2 separate regions of the Mus musculus genome follow, and region 2 is linked to region 1. A link is a loop called in an ENCODE intact Hi-C map of the cell type or tissue named here. Cell type or tissue: heart. All regions are shown on one strand. Region 1 overlaps 1700086P04Rik (a long non-coding RNA gene). Region 2 overlaps Phc2 (polyhomeotic 2).

Region 1 (5,000 bases):
CTTTGGGTACCAGAACTGAACCCAGGTTGGTCTTCCATAAGAGTACCAAATGCTGGAGAGCCGGCTCTCTAGTCTCCTGAAGGCTCATTTAATCAGATGTTATCTGAACAGTGGCTGGGCCTCCAGCTCCTTCCTCTAGCTGCACCAGTGAGCTGCCTGCAGTGAGCTTACCTTTGCTATGATCAGCCGTGGTGAATACTTAGTTCGCCCGGCCTGGCTCACCTCTCATCTCCTAGTAGTCTCCAAGGCTACTGAGCGACCTCTCTGCCACTTGGATATCCTCCTGCTGCTGACCTATGCTCGGATTCCTGCATCTGGGTCCTCAGTTCCTGGACTTCCAGGCTCTGTCTTGCCTGGTTCAGGCTTCATTACATGTATTGCCTGGAATTTACCCCCAGTTCCTCAATTGGTTTCCTTTGGTTCAGATGGACCCAGTAGAGTTCTCATTTCCTCCCTGCCCCTTGGTTCTATTTGTGTTGTCTGTTCCTCAGAACTGCCTTGCTAGTCCCTCAGCTGTTGAGCCCTTCCTGACCCTCTGCTCTTGACTTAATCCCATGCATACGTCCTGGCTCACTGTGTGTTGTTCAACCTCTTTCTGCTGTGTCCCAGATAACGATACAGACAGCAGTACAGCAGCAGTACAACCATACAGATAACCAGTGTCACTTTTACTACCAGCCTCCCGTCTAAACCTGGACACCTTGGAGGATAAAAGGAATGCTAAGAATTGCTTTGATTCAACAAAGGTATCCATTGTTCTATTCCGGTCAAACTGGTAGGTGTGGTCACCTTGCTATCTCCAACATCACTGCAAAGAGTGATATTTGGTTCTCCTTCCATCTCGCTCATATGTCTAGGTATCCCCTGTGAGATCCTAACTAACACTATCCTCACTTTTTTTCAGACGGAAGATGGAGCCTCGGAGCTGGAGACTATGGACAACACTATCAGCTGGCAAAACCAGTATGCGAGCCCAGATATCTAAATTCTGCACTGTTTTACATGTGTTCCTCCAGTGTCATCGAACTGTTGTCTAGACATAGAACATGTGGTAGCCTGAGATGAGAAGGGACTGTAGACATGGAGGCTTATGCAGAGAAGAGGCTCAGTGTGTATCTGGTGGATGAATGATCCCTTTCCGTTAGAAATGGTGAATTTGTTCTGTTACAAAATCTGTGTGCCACCCCCAGCATCCCAGTTGTCTGTGTATTCATCCAGCCATGTATCCGATTAACATTTGTTACACACCTACTATGTGTCAGTGGAGATCCCCACTGACACACCTACTATGTGTCAATGGAGATCCCCACATCAATAGCTCTCCTAAATATATTTCCTTGCCATATTTCAAGATGGTTATTCTGAGAAACGGCCCACAAAAATATGTGCTGAAGACGTTGTTTCCATCAATCTGCATCAGCAGGAAAAAAAAAAAAAAAAAAAAAAACAGCAGGCACAGGCAGAAACTCTCTTGAAGAGTCTCTCCATCTGCCCAGGAAAGAACCTTAGACAGGAACGTCTGGGAGCACCCTTCCCACTACCCCAGGCAGAGGTGACCACAGGTGGCTGCTTTTCGAAGGGCAGGCTCTGATCGATCCCAAGGCAGCTTCATGCTGAACTTGTTTGGCTTAGGTCTTCACCTCCCTTCATCCAGGAAAGCCTCATACCCTAGTCCTTTGTGTAACACAAAATGTTTAATAAATGTCAACCAACTGACCTTTCCCTTATGACTTACACTTCTTGGCTCTTTTTGCTTGTATACGGTGTGTGTGTGTGTGTCTGAGAACTGAACCCAGGTACTAACCAACAACAGATTTTGCTTGCTTTTTCCTCTCATTGAGTGCCGGTGGAGGTCTGAGCAAGAGTCAGTTCTCTCCTTCCATTATGCGGTCTGGAGAGCCCGACTCAGGTTGTCCCCTTGACAGTGGATGCCTTTATCAGCTGAGCCATCTCGCCGCTTTGCTCTACCTACTGTTGGTTCATTGTTACATCTCCAGAGAGAGGAGAAAATATAAAGCCTCCTACACCCGCAGTGTGCTGCTGTTACAAGGATAGATAAAACACACGCCCCTCCCCCCTTCGTGGAACTTACATTCCAAGCAGAAGCCCGGTTAGCAACAGCCACACAAATAACCGTAATTACAAGTCAGAATGAACGCAAAGGAGGGAAGCTAGTGACTTAAATATTTAATGCGTTGAATAAAAACGAGAGTTAAATATTTCGTAATAAATGTAACAGGCTTTTTAATCATACAGATTTCACCCGAGCAGCAGTGGCGCTAGCTCTCCGGTTTCTGCCCAAGACGCAAGAGCAGACATGGAAGATGAGGGTCGATCTGGTTGCGTGGGGCTTGAGGGGGGCAGACCTCTTTGGAATTCTGCTCCCTCTCTAGTCTGAGTCAAATCGAAAAATTCTAAGTCAAGGGACGCTCCAGCTAGCTCAGATAAAGCCTCCAGGCAGCTCTTTAGAGCCACCGGCAGGTGGGAAGAGCAGAAGCTGGGAAGGAAAGAGGAAGCGATGTGTTTCCACACTGGTAGACTGCGGGGGCAGAGCACTTTGGGACCCGACCACGGCATTACATCCCTAGAGAGAGCACGACTCCCACCCTTCCCAGACACGCAGTGCGGGTGCGCCCCGCGGGTCCACAAGGGGAGGGGTCCACAGGTTTCCCCGGCTCCCTAGCAGCCGACACCCGCCAATCCCGCAACGCCTGGTGGCGGTGCCACGTGACTAGCTTCCCCTCGCCTCCCTCCAGGGCCTTCCAGGGAAGACCGGTATCCCCGCCATCCCCCGCCCTCCCGCTCCCGCCCCTCGCGTGCCGCAGTCGCGTGGGTGGGCGCTCCCGCCAGGCTGGGATTCCTCCGCAGTCCGCTGCATCGAAGAGGGAGGGAGGAGGGGAGAAGAGGGGGGAAGAGAGAAGGGAGGGAGGAGAGGGAAACCAGGGAATTGTAGCCGCAGCGCTCGCGGTGTTTTCCGCTAAGGTCAAGGATACCCCATTCTTTGGAGGGGATGCCTCAAAACCCTTTCTTTGCAGTCCCCCCCCCCGTCACTCCCACTGCTTCTGGCACCGGCGGGTGGGTAGGCTGCAGCATCCGTCGTTCTCTCGGACAACTACACCAGCTTCTCTGTGGGAGGGAGTGTGGGGCTTTTCTCGCTCGCGGAGATTCGCGGGCCCCGTTTCTAATATATAAAGCTTTTAGTTTAAACCCCAATAGGGACAATGGATGTATTTCGGTGGTAGAGGCCCTGGGTTTAACACCTAGGGCTGCAAAAATAAGATAAAATCGGGTAAGAATAAACACCTTGCTGGCCCGAATGCCCCCTCCGGCTCTACTAGCCCTTTCTACTGGAGATTCCAGTCTTCTGGATTGTCTCGCCTTTCCAGGAACAGCCATTATTTGAATACTGTCGACCGTGAGGCTGGGAAATTTCAGACCCAAATTTATAATAATAATAACAGCGGAAGGTGGGAACGGACCATAAAATGCCTTTTAGAAAAGGCCACACTTTCGAAAGCCTGCAGGATTGGAAGAGGAAAGATAAATATGGCCGTAGGCAGAAGCTACAAAAGTAAAAAAAAAAAAAAAAAAGTGTGACCTCTGCAGGCAGACATGCCCCTGGGCAAGAAATGTGGGTTCTGTAATACCATATTTTCTGAGGGGGGAAAAAGAGGCTACAGTTCCATGATTTTATTTGTACTCTTTCAGTGTGAACGTTTTTTGTTTGTTTGTTTTTTAATACTTTTGCGGATGAGATGCAATTACCCACAGACCCTCAGGACATGACCTCCACTTTGGGGAAGAGACTAATTCGCATTAGTAGAATACATAGAACTGTCTAAGGTGAGGGTGTGGCCTTGAACTTCCGAGAGGCAGACTAGGTGGAGTCCCGGAGAGGAGGGTGTGGCCTTTGATTTGTTCCACAGATGGCTTTAGATATTCTGAGGAAGAGTTGGCATCAAGAGGAGGCGAAGCTCAGATAATCTGCCAGCACCCGAAGGAGGTAAATTTGGGGAATGGGTGAAGATTGAGGTTACATTATAGGCGGGGAGGCAGCAGCAGGAAGCCCCCCCGGAAAGCACCTGCCTTGAGAGACTGCCCAGCAACTGTATTCCTATCCTTGAGGGGCGAGGTGAATAGCAGAGCAGGACCTCTGTGCTTTTACATGTGGGCTAGAGAGAAGGGAGGGAAAGCTAACCCTTGCCCCTCCCGTCCTTATAGTGATGAGATGCTTGGCACAGGGAGTGGAGAGGTAGAAAGATGATGTCTGTTGTCAGGAGCAACCAGGCGTTGGTCTAAGCCTGAGAGCAGTGTCAGTGGAAATGACAGCGGAGCTGTGAGCTGGGTGTGGTGGCACACACCTGTAACTCCAGCACTCAGGAAACCTAGACAAGCCGGTCAAGAGGTCTAGACCAGGGAGGGGCCAGTGAAATGGCTCAGTAGGTTAAGGTACTTACCACCAAGCCCTAATAATGATCTGAGTTCCATCTCTAGGATCCACATGGTAGAAGGAAAGAACTGACTCCTGCAAGCTGTCCTCTGATCTCCACATGCACACTGTCACACACACATATGTGACATACACATGAATGTTCTCTCTCCCTCCCTCCGTCCCTCCTCCCTCCCTCCCTCTTCCTCCACCTTTCTCTCTCTCACATACACACACAAACACATACATTAAATGCATTTGTAAGAGAGATCCAGGGCAGCTGAGCAAGGTAGGTGGACTTCTGTAACCCCAGCATTTGGGAGACAGATATATGCAGATTGTTAAAAGTTTATGGACATTCCAATCTACACTGTGAGTTCTAAGCTGGCCTGGACTGCATGGTAAGAATTTGTCTCCTGAATGCTGGGGTAAAGGCATGCCCTTTTGTTTTGCTTTTGAGGTAGAGGGAAGCAGACCTCTGAGAGTTCAAAGCCAACTTGGTCTACATGGCAAGTTCTGGGACAGCCAGGACTATACAGATCCTATCTCAAAACAAACAAACAAAACCCAG
Region 2 (5,000 bases), 300 kb after region 1:
GTCTGGCTTCTTGTTGGAGAAAGGAGGAAGGGAAAAGGAAAGAGAGTGAGCGCTTCTGTACTCCATGACCAGTATTTGCTGGCTCAGGAAGCCCTGGGCCCTTCAGATGGCCAATAGGTCTGGGGATTAGAAAACAGTTTCCAGTGTGGTGGTGCACGCCTTTAAACTCAGCTCTTGGGGGGCAGAGGGGCAGAGGCAGGCGGATCTCTGTGAGTCTGAGGCCAGCTTGGTCTACAGAGAGAGTTCCACAACAGTCAGGCGTTTACATAGTGAGACCCTGCCTCAAAAAACCAACCAACCAACCAACCAACCAACCAACCAACCAACCAACAACAAAAAGAAAAACCCTAAAGCAAGCTGTTTCTAGGCTAGGATGAGGCCGCCTGTGAAGCTGACTGGTGTAAGTTACATGTTTCCTTTAAGCCTCTGCTGTGGTGGCTCTCGCCTGTAATGCAAACACTGGGAGACAGGGAGGAGGCTGTGAGCAATTCAAGCCTAGCCTGAGCTACATAAGAAATCTTGTCTTAAACAAAACTCCAGCCTTCTGAAGACCCTGGAGGAGAGAGCTCTCCATGGTGTTCCTAGGCCGGCCTCGTAGATTCTGAGCAGTTGAAGACGCCCAAGCATCCTAAGAGCTGCAGAACAAGCCCAACATTATAGAAAGACTTATCTGAAAGAGAATTTGGGGTGTATTTTTTGTTTGAGGGAGTGAACCCCCAACAAGACTCAGAGACTATAACGATCTTAGGAAAATTAAGAAATATTTCCAGGTGGGACTGAAAAGCTCAGAGGTAACACAAAATAAAAGCAGGAATTATAATAAGCACTGTAATTTAAGTAGCACTGAACACTCAGGCTGCCTTTCACAGAAATGGCAGGTTACTCTGAGGACACTCAGGCTGCCCTTCACAGAAATGGCAGGTTACTCTGAGGGGGGACCAAGCACAGGTGGTAAGAACAGCTCCAGGCTTTGACTCCTCAGAAGGAAATGGCAAAAAGGGCTGCCCAGGGCTGGTGTGGGTCGGAGCTGCTTCCATGTTCCCTTTCTCCCCTTAGTTACCTATTAGATACGGGGGTGTGGTGGGCAGGAGACAACCTGCGTTAGTTCTCAGATCTCTAGAGTGGGGAACCACACCTGTGCAACAGGGCCAGAGATCTTCCTGCCTAGACCTGACTCAAGGAAATGCCTCCTGAAGGGTATTTTCTTAATCAGTGACTGATGGTGGGTGGGGTTACTCCTGGGCTAGTGATCCTGGGTTCTGTAAGAAATCTAGCAGAGCGAGCCACGAGGAGCAAGCCAGTGAACAGCACCCCTTCATGGCTCTGCATCAGCTCCTGTGTTCAGGTTCCTGCCCTGCTGGAGATCCTGGGCTGACTCTGCAGTGACGGATTATATGTGGACTGTGAGTCTAATGAACCTTTCCTCCCATCTTGCTTTTGGTCGTGGTGTTTCAGCACAGCAATAGAAACCCTAACTAAGACAGCCTGGGGGCTCCCCCAAAGGACAGAGCTTATTTGTGTGACCAATGAGACACTGTAGAAACAGCAGAATGTGATTTCTGAGGCTAGGCCCAAGAGGGCATGATGGCCTTTTCTGGCTGCTCTCTAGTTATGGGGAAACCCTGCTGTCATGCTTGCTACACAAGGCTCATACAGAGGCCTCCTGCCAACAGTCAGGCCCTTCCTGCAAGCCATGTATGAGAGGACCCTATGACCCCAGAAGCCTCCAGGTTGTCTCAGCCTTGGCTGACACAAAGTTGCCCTGTTATAAGGGACCCTGAGGCAGGGTTGCAGGGGCTTCCTAGTCTTCACCAGAAGTACCTGGCCTGTGACAAGTGTGGGGTCCAGTGATGGACAACAGACACACTGGGCTACGTGAGAGTGCTACAACTAGACCCAGTCCTGTCTGACCTCCAAGTCTGTGCTCCTAACCTCTATACCACACTCTACCCTGGCACAGGCTCGTGGCCACCAGTGCTGCTGACCTGGCAGTGGATGCATGAGGCTGGCAAAAAGCTGAGAAGTTTCAGGGTTCCCCTGGAAGAATCTGAAATACTTGATCATTTGCCTTTCCACATGTGAGTTGTGACAGCAGCCTCGGCACTATCTGCCCCCCATCCCAAGGGCTATGCACAGCGCGCCCTGAGCCAAGCATGCTTGTCCTTGCCCTTGCTCAACTGCTCCCTCAGGCAGTCTCCCGACCTGCCAAAGCCCTCTTCAGTTCTGTCCTCAGGGTGTGCTGTGCTAGAACACATGCTTTCACATGCAGGAGCCTTCTGGCCCTCACTGTTGCACCCTGGGTCCTGCTCCTCCTGGAGGGAGGCGAGGTGCCCCACTCCCTCTCCGTTAGCCCATCAGGGAAAGACTTTCCAAGGAGCTTACCTGGCAGAGAGCGGATGAACTCATAGACATCCTCTACATTCCATTTTGTGGGCTCGCTCGGCAGGAAGTGGTGTCCCACGCCCACAAGGTCCCTCATGTGCATGTCAGGGAGATCCAGGTCCCTCTGGCCTTGGCGCCGTCGCGAGGTGGACGAGCTGGCTGAGATGGGTGACAAGGGCTCCTCATAGCTGGAGTTATCTGAGCACCGGCTGGAGTCCTCCTGGCTGTGCGCCAGCTGCAAGGCGGCAGTAACTGAAAGGGGTACAGTGCCTGAGGGCTGCGAGCAGAGAGAGACACGGCTTCAGGACGGCAGCACAGACCGCTCCGGCGTCAAGAGGGGCAGAGACAGGCCCAGCTCCCTCTTCTTCACTCTTTCTGGAGGGGCAGCTTCTGCGTTTCTTGCTCAGAACCCTCAGTCCCTCAGCACTGCCACATACTCTGTTCCATGCGTGCCACAGAGGTCTGTTCTCCATGTGGTGTCCCACGTGACTTGGACTAGCAAGAGGGACTCCTTGGCGTGTGTATATTCTGAACTGCAGCTTTTAGCAGATTCTTAACAAGGTGCAAGACAAAGTTATTACCACCCACTGACAGCAAGACAGACAGAGGATGAAGGCCGCCATGCTAGGGTGTGAGTCTCTTTAGGACCATGTCTTTGGATCATTAATGCCTAACAGAGTTCCTGGCATGGACACTGGGAAAATATTTAATAGCTGAATACCCATGGCTCTGACAGAGACCTGCAGTCTTCACAGGGGCAGAGAGGTAGTGGGGAACAAAGGGGCTGCTGCCATGTCTCCAGCCCGACAGGGAGGGGACAGCCTGTCTGACAGGGCCAGCAGGGTGAGACCCAAGAAGTAAGAATGGCTAGCAACCCCAAGAGGGGGTAGTTCTAGGAAAAGACTACCGGAAAGGGTAAGGTCTATGTCCTCAGGCCCCGGGAGGCTGGGTATGAGACCTGTCAGAGGGGAGAGCAGAGTGCTGAGAGGAGCAGCCGCTGAACCCAGGAGCACCTGTGGGAATAGGCTGTGTGGCTCCTTACCTGCTTCTTGGTGTCCTTGGTGAGTGTGGGCAGACTGGCCTTGCTGGCCCGTCGGCGGTTGTGGGTTGTGGTCCCTGCCTTCTGCAGCTTGCTTCGGTCTGAGTGAAAAAGTCCCACTCGTTTGGTGCATCCCACATTATACCTGTCAGACAGGAGCAATCGAGTCAGAGCAGGGGCCGTGGGTGGCACAAACAGCCACTGTCTGGGAAAATCCCAGTCTGTCTACAGGTGCAAATCCTGACTCCAGGACACTGAGACTCTGGGCAGGCACTTGAGCTCTGAGCCCTTCTTGGGAGGCAGGGTGTGGTAACAGTTGCCTTCTAAAACTGGTCTCATGAAGACATGAAGGACTGCCCGTGACATGCTTAACTCCTCAGAGCATGGGTGCTTGTGGCTACCACACATTACGATGCTAGGAAACTCCTCTTTACTGTCCTGCTGGAGTTTGGCCTGATAAAGCTTGACCAAGGGGCTCTGGCTCCATCAGCACAGCCTGGGCAACGTGGCTGAAGACGGACTCCGGCGCATCACACACAACACCCCTGCATGAAACCTCAAGGGTTCTTTTCGGGCTCTGGGCTTTCAAGGTAGAGCTGCTCCTACAAAGAGCACAGGGCACGCGTGAGCCTGAAGCCCTCATCAGCTGGCTCGCCTGCGTTGTGCACAAGCGCTCCTTCATGCCTTAGTTTTCCAGCCCAGATAGAGGGCACAATTACAGACAATGCTGACAGCAGTCATGGCTGCTAACAGAGACGCTGAGACACTCCTCTGACCAGTACCAAGTCTCTCCGTCTAGCTGTCTGCCAGCCTGTTCCTTGTTTTGGGTTGAGACAAAGTCTCCTCAGGTAGCCCCTACTGTACAGTGGATTCTAACTTCATTCTTGAATCAGTCCTGCATCAGGATTTCAAGTTCTGGGATTACAGCTCTACAGCACCATGCCCACCCTTGGAGTAGCTTCTCAATAGACACAGAGGGTTTTTATCATCATCAATTTTCCAGGCTGGATAAAAGCTTGCCACGGCTCTGGGCTATGCTATCTCTGTGGATGGCTTCGCTAAGGGCGTGGCAGCCCTTGGGGCACAGCTAGTGGGCGGCTTTCTGTGCTTGGACAGCAGTGCTTTCTCTCACAGCACTCACTCCCTTCTCCTGGTTTCCTGGGCCTCGTGCACTCGCCCGGTGCACTGAATACAGTGCCTTAACCAGGCAGGCCAGGGAACGGAGGATGGATGAGCTGTACCTACAGCATCCAAGCTTTGATGACTATGGAAGAAGGACACAAGGTACAACCCCAGGGACAGGACAGGGGCAGGGCACGGCAGCAGGGCTCAGACACTCACCTCTTTGCACAAGCCATGGAACAGAAGCGCTTGGAACGCTTGAACTTGTAGGCAAAGTCCACCCGTCCACAGAGCTCACACTTGAGTTTGAGGGGAGTGCCCTCCTCTTTGGATTCTGTAAAGTATGGAAATGACTGAGTGTGGGTGAAATTGTGACAGGCTCTAGACCAGCACAGGTGCTCCCTATCCTGCCCCTTCATGTCTCTGGGGTGTGGCACCCAGAGGCATCCACTCAAAA

Evidence for each region. Peaks named below come from ENCODE experiments on the same cell type or tissue, not always from the same donor. Only the 100,000 strongest peaks of a DNase experiment are listed, where the experiment ranks them.
Region 2: a loop joins it to region 1, with 2.1 times the contacts of the local background. A loop is called at or near these places in 1 of 42 quality-filtered maps.

What each region holds. Positions count from the first base shown.
Region 1 is chr4:129,046,814-129,051,813 of GRCm38, reverse strand. It overlaps 1700086P04Rik (a long non-coding RNA gene), which reads left to right. Exons shown (of 2, transcript XR_868180.3): 2 at 610-1,727. Among named protein-coding and RNA genes, the nearest start is that of Rnf19b, 8.8 kb to the left of the region's middle. In heart, CTCF peaks have their summits at 2,269 and 2,470; a DNase peak (open chromatin) is centred at 2,723; H3K4me3 peaks cover 2,863 bases; H3K27ac peaks cover 2,564 bases; H3K27me3 peaks cover 1,907 bases.
Region 2 is chr4:128,745,667-128,750,666 of GRCm38, reverse strand. It overlaps Phc2 (polyhomeotic 2), which reads right to left. Exons shown (of 15, transcript NM_001195130.1): 12 at 4,763-4,877; 13 at 3,425-3,566; 14 at 2,383-2,659. Among named protein-coding and RNA genes, the nearest start is that of A3galt2, 11 kb to the left of the region's middle. In heart, no CTCF peak of the experiment used is centred here; a DNase peak (open chromatin) is centred at 2,506.